Linked DNA regions of Homo sapiens: all the other regions are linked to region 1. A link is a loop called in an ENCODE intact Hi-C map of the cell type or tissue named here. Cell type or tissue: B cell. All regions are shown on one strand.

Region 1 (2,500 bases):
CTCCAGTACTCTGTAGAAGGTTCATGAGAGTACCAGCCACACATACACTTATATCTCACCCACTTCAGGAACTGGTACCATATATATATATGGTTGTAGTTAGAAACTCCTGGCTTTGGAGTAAGAATACCTGGAGCCCTGACTCACAAGTTTTCAGCTATGCTCACCTTTACTAGCCTCTGTAAAATGCAGATAATAGCTAACTGCTTCATGGAGTTACTAAAAGAATTAAATGAGATCATGCCTATCATATGCTTAACTCAGTAAATGTGAATTTTTATTATCATGTAAAATAAAGTTATTATACAAAGATAACATTTAATTGAATTACATATAGATGACGACAATGTATTACATTCTTGAAAACTGCAAAAAGGTTACATTTTAAGCGTTCTCACCACAATAAAATAAAAAAGATGTGATGCAATACATATGTTAATTAGCTCCAGTTAACCATTCCACAATGTATACATATTTCAAACCAACATGTTGCACAGATCAATACATATAATTTTTATTTGTTAATTTTTAAAAAATTAAGAAAATTTGTTACATAAACAAAAGAGAAGGGAGCAAAACTCTTTAGGATAGTTCTAAAGGGTTAGAAAGAAGCAAAGGACATGGTGACTAGATGAGCTAATTTACTGACCCCAAAATTGTATATTCTAACCGTAGCCCCCTGCTGTGAGACTAGAAAAAGAAAAGAAAATACAATTGAAACCCTTCATGCAATTTCTTCCTGGTCAACTATGTCGAACATCTAATGTCAAAACATATACAACCAATCAGATAAAACTTGATATTGATTAATTCCCCATAATAAAGATAAAACATTGTCAGTGAGTTTGTAAACTCAGAAGATCAAGAATGAACAAATACTAATAAATTTATCAAAAATAACTAATTCAAAATAAAAATAGTCACTTGCTAAAATACCAAAATTATTCACTATTAAGCGAAAAGTCTAACTTTGGGGAGGTTCTGGAATAATCAGTACAGTATCCAGACCCTTGAATTAACTACATTGCTTTACTTTAGCATGCATCTTATCCTAATATATCACTGTTAGAAAGCTATGGGGTGAAATCTGCCTCTGATTCTACTTTACACTGTGGTCCCAGCATATATCACTACTTAATAACAAGAAAAATAGCAATAGCAGTACTACGGTTATGTCTTTTATTATTGCTATTCTATTATGTATTTTATATAGCAATGCATTTTACTCCTTGAGGATATTTTCTATAATAACTATGATGTATCTACAAAATCAGAATGCATTTTCTATTCCTTTTCCCCCACCAAAAACCAGAAAAATGACAACCCCTCCCCTACACACCGCCTCTTTCAGAAAACTATAGCTTGATTTTTTTCATGAGTGTCCACCAGAGGGAGCCAGATGATAGTCTATTAGTTTAGTCCTGAATTGAATGTGTTTTATAAGGACAAACATTTCTGAAAATCAACAAGCTGAGACCAACTCCTATTTTCTGCTTAACAGGAGTTATTTATTACTATTCACTAACAGAAAAATAACAAATATACAAATGCAGCAAATGAGGAGGAATGGAAAGACAGCATGCAGTGTATCCCAAAGTGAGTGAGAACTGGCACTCAGTTTTGTGTCTATGCTATTGTACACTGAGTCCATCCGTTAACTCTAAGTTTAGCCAAAGCAAATAAAGACTGTTTAGTCAATGCGGTGTTTTTAGAACAATGTGTATTCTATAAAGGCGAAGCGTATCCGGATTTGGAATAGACAAGTATACAAACTAATGCCAGATTCTTAAATCCTCTTTGTGGGGATTCTGACCTGCCACTGGAAACATCCATTCAAGAATTTTTACAAAAGAAAACATCTCCAAGGACACTAAGAAGACTGTTTTCCTGCAATATATTAATTTCTAACTTGTTACCACAAAATAATAGGAAATTCTGAGATACATTAACTCCCAGAAACAGACATAGCTAGTAACAATACCTGCAGGTCAATAGGCCAACAATCAACTAGAGTAAATCCATGTCATGAATTTTCTTTCTTTCCCTTTGTCTATCCTTTGGTGAGTAAGAAGAGTGGCATCTGTAAAGAAATGAAAATCATCCTGGATAGCATAAATAAGAGCTACTTTGTGAGGCAGGTGGGAAAGGTAGACAAAGGGTTCTGCAAATCTGCTTTAGAAGGGTGGCTTATATTCCAGAAGCTAGGAAGGACCATTGAGAAAGTGTGGAAAGGACAATCACAGGGTCAAAACTGCCTTTTTAAAGCAAAGTGAAGGGCAGACTGGGGTAGAGGACATAGGGAACAGAGAAGGGGCCAGGAGACCAACTGAGGGGGCTGTCTCAACCACCCAAGTGAGAGGTGAGGCACTGGAACCAAGATGGCTGCAGTAGACAGGAAAGTAGTGGAAATGGGAGGAGTGTTCAGGAATAGTAGCTGATGCTCTGTGAGGGCTAAGGGAAGAAGAACCCAGGATGACCTGGGCTAGCTGTTAAGGCTCTG
Region 2 (2,500 bases), 340 kb after region 1:
TTTTCTTTTCAAGCACAGTAATTTTTTCTGTGAATTTTGGGGAAACTGAGCTGAGAAGCTCACCTCTGTTTTTGGCAATGTTGAAGGAGTTTAACAGATTAATGAGGCCAGTTTTATCACCTTAATTTTCTTTTTAAATTTTCTAGCACTTTTCCTCCAGAGGCATTCATGGGGGGTCATCACGTCACAGTTTTTTCATGATACGTTAACAAGCAGGGGAGAAAGAGACAATTGGTAAGTAAAGAACGATATCTAAAAGCAACTCACAGAGTCGGGGGTGAAAGGACAGGGGAGAGGAGAGGCATCAAAGGGCCTGCAGCGAGGGGCGCCTCTTCTCAGTTCCTACCGCCGGGAGAGAGCTGGGAGAATAGACAGCTGGCTCATCATGAAGGGTCACCCACATCACCGCAGCAGAACCCAGCTTTTCCCTTCCACGTCCTGATTCCTACTTTTCTCAGCTCAAAATTTCTATTTCCACCTGTTTACTAGAATTGAAGGAAATTCCTGATTAACCTAAAAAACACAGTTTGGGTTGCCTGATTTTCCTATTAACTTCTTCCTCTGATGTGTATTGTTCCAGAGAGACAGCATGCAAACTGTGTTCATCTGAAACCCAAAGTTTATTTATTTTAAAACGTGTCAGCCAGTGTGTCACACAAATCAATAAAAATAACTCTTGTAAAAAAAGAAATCCCTAAAAGGGAATGGAGTCAGAAATTTTGTGGTGCGTTTTATTACTTGTTTATTTTTGCTCTCATTTTACCACTCTTGTATTTCAAGCTTGAATTATGATTATACTTCTGAAATAATTTTAAGCAAACAAAAATATTCATCACACTATGAAAACAAATATCCAAAAATATGCTCTATGGTCACAATTTTTGTATCTGAACATTTACCTACGACTCTGTATATGAACAGTGATACTTGTTTTTCAATCATTTCTTATTTGACTTGTAAAACAGAATTTTTCTATTTTTGGAAAATATCTTAAAAATTAAGAACAAGCCCTTCTCCTCAGTGCTACACATAAAGGACCTTATTTGTCACCTTCTGTCCTGGAATGACAGGACAGGTCGACCCTAATTTCACTCCTCTAAACAAGGTAATGATGGCTTGTGCAGGAAATCTAAATCTGGCCTCAGAGGCAGCCCAGTGATTTTCCAGGTCAAGGGAAAGGGAGAAAGCAAAGATCTGAAGCTCTGTCCTCCTCTCCTGGGTATCTGCCGTCCACAGAGCTGGGGGAAGTCTGCCATCTAGTGGAAAGTAGAGGGCACTGACAGTTACTTGCAATAGTGGTTTCCCAGGACCGCTTGAGCATCAAGCGTTTCTGATCCGGGGGCATAGCTTCCATCAGGGACAGGGTGGACTAGCAGAAGAATATTCAACAACAACAAGTAACATTCAAACCCAATACACAAATGTTTCTTTATATATATAAACTACACATAGTGCCCTATACAAAGTGCTTCTTCATAAAGTAGTGCCAGGTGAAGTGCTAAGTGTTTTAGTTAATAAATCTCATCTCATTTCTACAGTGATTATCAATGTATTCTGCATGATTTTTCCTATACAATGGCAAAAACACAGGGTGGGAAGTATACTTAATCCCTAACACAGTGATTACCATTATACTTTTAAAATTGCTGTACAGAGAATATTTTCCATCGGTTCAGATCCATACAATAATCGATTTCAGTTTATGCTTGTCTTTTGACAACAATTGACATATTCAGGTAACAACATTAAGGGGGCTGGGGGACAGACCAAGTTACTCAGATATATTTGTGCTCTCTCCTTTTGATTTCATTTGATTTCATTTGTTACACTGTTCCAATTTGCTTTAAGTGATTGTTTTTAATTATATTAAAGTAGCACATGCCATGCATATATTTAAAAGCATGGTCTCCTCTTCCGCCCCTTCCCACCTCTAGTCTTGGTCCCTAGAGGTAATGACCTGCAGTTCTGTTAGTTGCTTCTTTTCGTATTTTCCTCCATAATCTCTAAATAAAACGCTCTGCTTCTATTTCCTTGTCTGTCTGTGGTGGATTGACTGCCTTAGTTTGGGTTCTTTCAGAGGCAGATCCTGAAATGGATGATTCAAGGACAGGATGGGAAAGTAAGATGAGGAGAAGGCCATCAGTAAAGGGCAAATCATCACACCAGCTGCCACCATAGGCACCTGCACCAGACCCAGTGTAGAAATGGGAGCCAGTGCGAAACAGAGCTCACGACCACTGGTTTAGAGCTGCTCCTGTCACATGGGCAGCAAGTAAGCTCCAGCACCAAGAGCAACACCAAAGCAGATGCTGGCAATTGCACACAGAGCTGCCTTGTGCAGCCGTGGTCAGGGCCAGGTGTGTGGGCAGGGAACTGCCAGTGTCTGCTACAGCCATCTCACCTGTCGGGTACCCAGGTAAGCAAGAGCCTTGCACACCCCCACCTTCCTCATCCTTCCCTTTTCACCCCACCTCCTCTCTCCTACTGCTCAGCTTCTGAT
Region 3 (2,500 bases), 150 kb after region 1:
CTGAGACTTGTGATCTGGACCAAAACCCTTAGAACAGAGCAGAAGATATATTTTGCCACTCTTTTTCTTCCTGTGAAAACAGAAACAGAACAAAACAGGCTATGTGTATGTGTGTGTGCATCCTTCATATGTGGAATTGTTTTTTAAGCCATTTAACTAAGATGAGTATTAGCAACAATTACTTAAGAATTCCTAAATATTTCAGACAAAGATGTGTCTCCAGGAGGAACGGCTCCTATGAAAAGTATAGTTCTAACCAAAAAAGTATAGTTCTAACAAACACAGGTAGCTCTGTTAAAAACTGTACCCTTCTTACACATCAAAAGTCTCGAAAAGGAAACTCTTAGTTCCAAAAATAAGTTATGATGAAAACTTAACCACTGAAATTTTAATTATATGCTGTATTTAGCATTTTCAAATATCACATTCAGAAAATTTCAGACTGAACACACACTCTGGGGAATTTTGTGAATCACTGTGTTGTTATTAAGAGAAAAGCACATGCTAAACAAAATATAGCGGCACAGCGAGGCAAATGAGAGGAGACGTGCTACAAGAAACAAATTCTTGCACGACCAGGCTATCTGCAGCTTTGAGGAGAAGAGTTGGTAGTACATGAACCCATCACACACTAGTAACAATAGCCTCTAATTTCCCTCTATCACTTTTCTTCATAAAATATATTCACCTCCCACAGATTACGCGAACTGATGGGGCAAGTTTCCGGTTGGCAAACATTCATATCAGCCAATTTGCCAATGAGAACAATTGGCAGTGTTCTACTTTCAACATAAATTCCTAAGGTCTTCTCCATTTGGGGGCAATTACAGCTGTAAGATTACAGTTTCCTACAGTTCTCCAAAGCAAAGCAGTTGCTTCTAATTATTCCTTCATTTTAAAGCAATTAAGCCAAATGTTATTTGATTTCATTCAAGTGAATAAATATTGAGTTCTTCCTAAGATAAACCTCTAGAAAGCCAGAGTTTACACTGCCAGTCAGCAAATAAAATTCACAGTGATAAGGTATATCAAAGAAGTAAATATATAATTCTCCAGGAAGAAAGGAGCAGCAGCACCTACTGCACAGAGACCACAGGGTCTACTCTCTCCTACAGTGTTACGAGCACTGAAATGTTCAGTGGTTGGAGAAAATGAAAAGCCAGGTCTGACAAATACACAAATTTGGTCCTCAGTCCCTAAAATTAGAAATAAGTTTCCCCATCAGAATGAGGATGAACATTTCATTCACTCACTTACTCATTGCAGTTACAGAAATGAGTAAGAAACCATCCGTGACCTGAATAAGTTCACAGCAAGGTAGGCAGAGGCAAAGGGACAATAGGGTGCAGTGGTGTGCACCATGACAAAGGGGAAGTGCTAGGGAGGCACACAGGAGAGGCACCAAAAACAGACAGGCCAACCAAGGCCATTACCTATGCTGTATTTTGCAGAGAAATAGGAGTTAACCAGCAAAGGGAAAGGTGTTCCTATTACAATGACAAGGAGATGAAAGAAACCATGGTATATCAGGTGATGGTCTAATGGAAGGGAGATAAGGCTCTGAACTACACCGATGACAGAGGCACACAGACATCAAAGAGGTGAAAATACCCCATCAGTTGAAGAATTTTGCTTTTCAGTGTGTGAGAGATGAGGACACATTTATGCCCCTTTTGGAAACTTTACTGAAATTTTATGATTTGGGGAGAAAAGTAAACGTAGGACATTATTACAGTTCCTAGATTTGATGAACTAATAATTTTTAAAATGTGAATTGAGAAGGGAGAGGAGGGGCTCAAAAATATGAATTGATAGATAAAACATCCTGAAAATACACCCACAATTTTTTTTAGTACTTGGAAAATAAATCTGAAAATAATTTGAATAATCAACAATGACTTAATGCAACATGTAACACTTTTGAATAGTGGAAAACCTCTTACAAATTTGAGGAAAGTGCATTTAGCCAATGAAAAATTCTATATTTAATATATAAATTAGTTGTGCATAGTGTTAGAATTACAATATAACTAGATTAGAACCAAAAAGGTAAATCAGATTCTGGGTCTGATTTTTAGATTATAAACAAGAAATCTAAAATCAAACACTAACAGATTTGTCTTACCGAGTTTTTAAAGATATGACAATCTAGAGAAACAACAGTGACAGTAGACAAAAATTACTGCTGCCCTTTTATTAGCCTTAGTCGGCAACTTCTGTTTTTAATTGTTTTCATTCATTTGCTTAATTGAAACCAAAGCTGGCCAAGTGACTCAAGAATGAGTCACAGCTCCCCTCCTGGAGTAGCCACAAGCCTGACTGTGGCATACTGCATGCACTAAGCCTGAATTTCAAGTTGGAGAAGAATGCATGACAAAATGCCAAGGGCTGCTGACATTGCCAAAGAAGTTGTCAGGACCATAAGGATGTCCTGAGAGTAGAATTCCCTGCACTTCCTTTCCTGGTTGGAATTTATGCACTTATGCCTCATCGCAAACCA

The links. Peaks named below come from ENCODE experiments on the same cell type or tissue, not always from the same donor. Only the 100,000 strongest peaks of a DNase experiment are listed, where the experiment ranks them.
Region 2: it touches region 1 in a loop (26-fold over the local background); 110 of 110 quality-filtered maps call a loop at or near these places.
Region 3: a loop joins it to region 1, with 8 times the contacts of the local background. A loop is called at or near these places in 8 of 110 quality-filtered maps.

What each region holds. Positions count from the first base shown.
Region 1 is chr1:107,781,007-107,783,506 of GRCh38, forward strand. All of the region lies in intron 2 of VAV3 (vav guanine nucleotide exchange factor 3), which reads right to left. Among named protein-coding and RNA genes, the nearest start is that of MIR7852, 110 kb to the right of the region's middle. In B cell, CTCF peaks have their summits at 1,398 (motif pointing right) and 1,601; a DNase peak (open chromatin) is centred at 1,395; H3K27ac peaks cover 1,204 bases.
Region 2 is chr1:108,124,463-108,126,962 of GRCh38, forward strand. No RefSeq gene overlaps it. Among named protein-coding and RNA genes, the nearest start is that of LINC02785, 61 kb to the left of the region's middle. RefSeq lists a silencer at 1,268-1,407. In B cell, CTCF peaks have their summits at 1,261 (motif pointing left) and 1,460; a DNase peak (open chromatin) is centred at 1,249.
Region 3 is chr1:107,934,339-107,936,838 of GRCh38, forward strand. All of the region lies in intron 1 of VAV3 (vav guanine nucleotide exchange factor 3), which reads right to left. Among named protein-coding and RNA genes, the nearest start is that of VAV3-AS1, 29 kb to the right of the region's middle. RefSeq lists an enhancer at 1,938-2,474. In B cell, no CTCF peak of the experiment used is centred here; DNase peaks (open chromatin) are centred at 1,343 and 2,283; H3K4me3 peaks cover 1,358 bases; H3K27ac peaks cover 2,081 bases.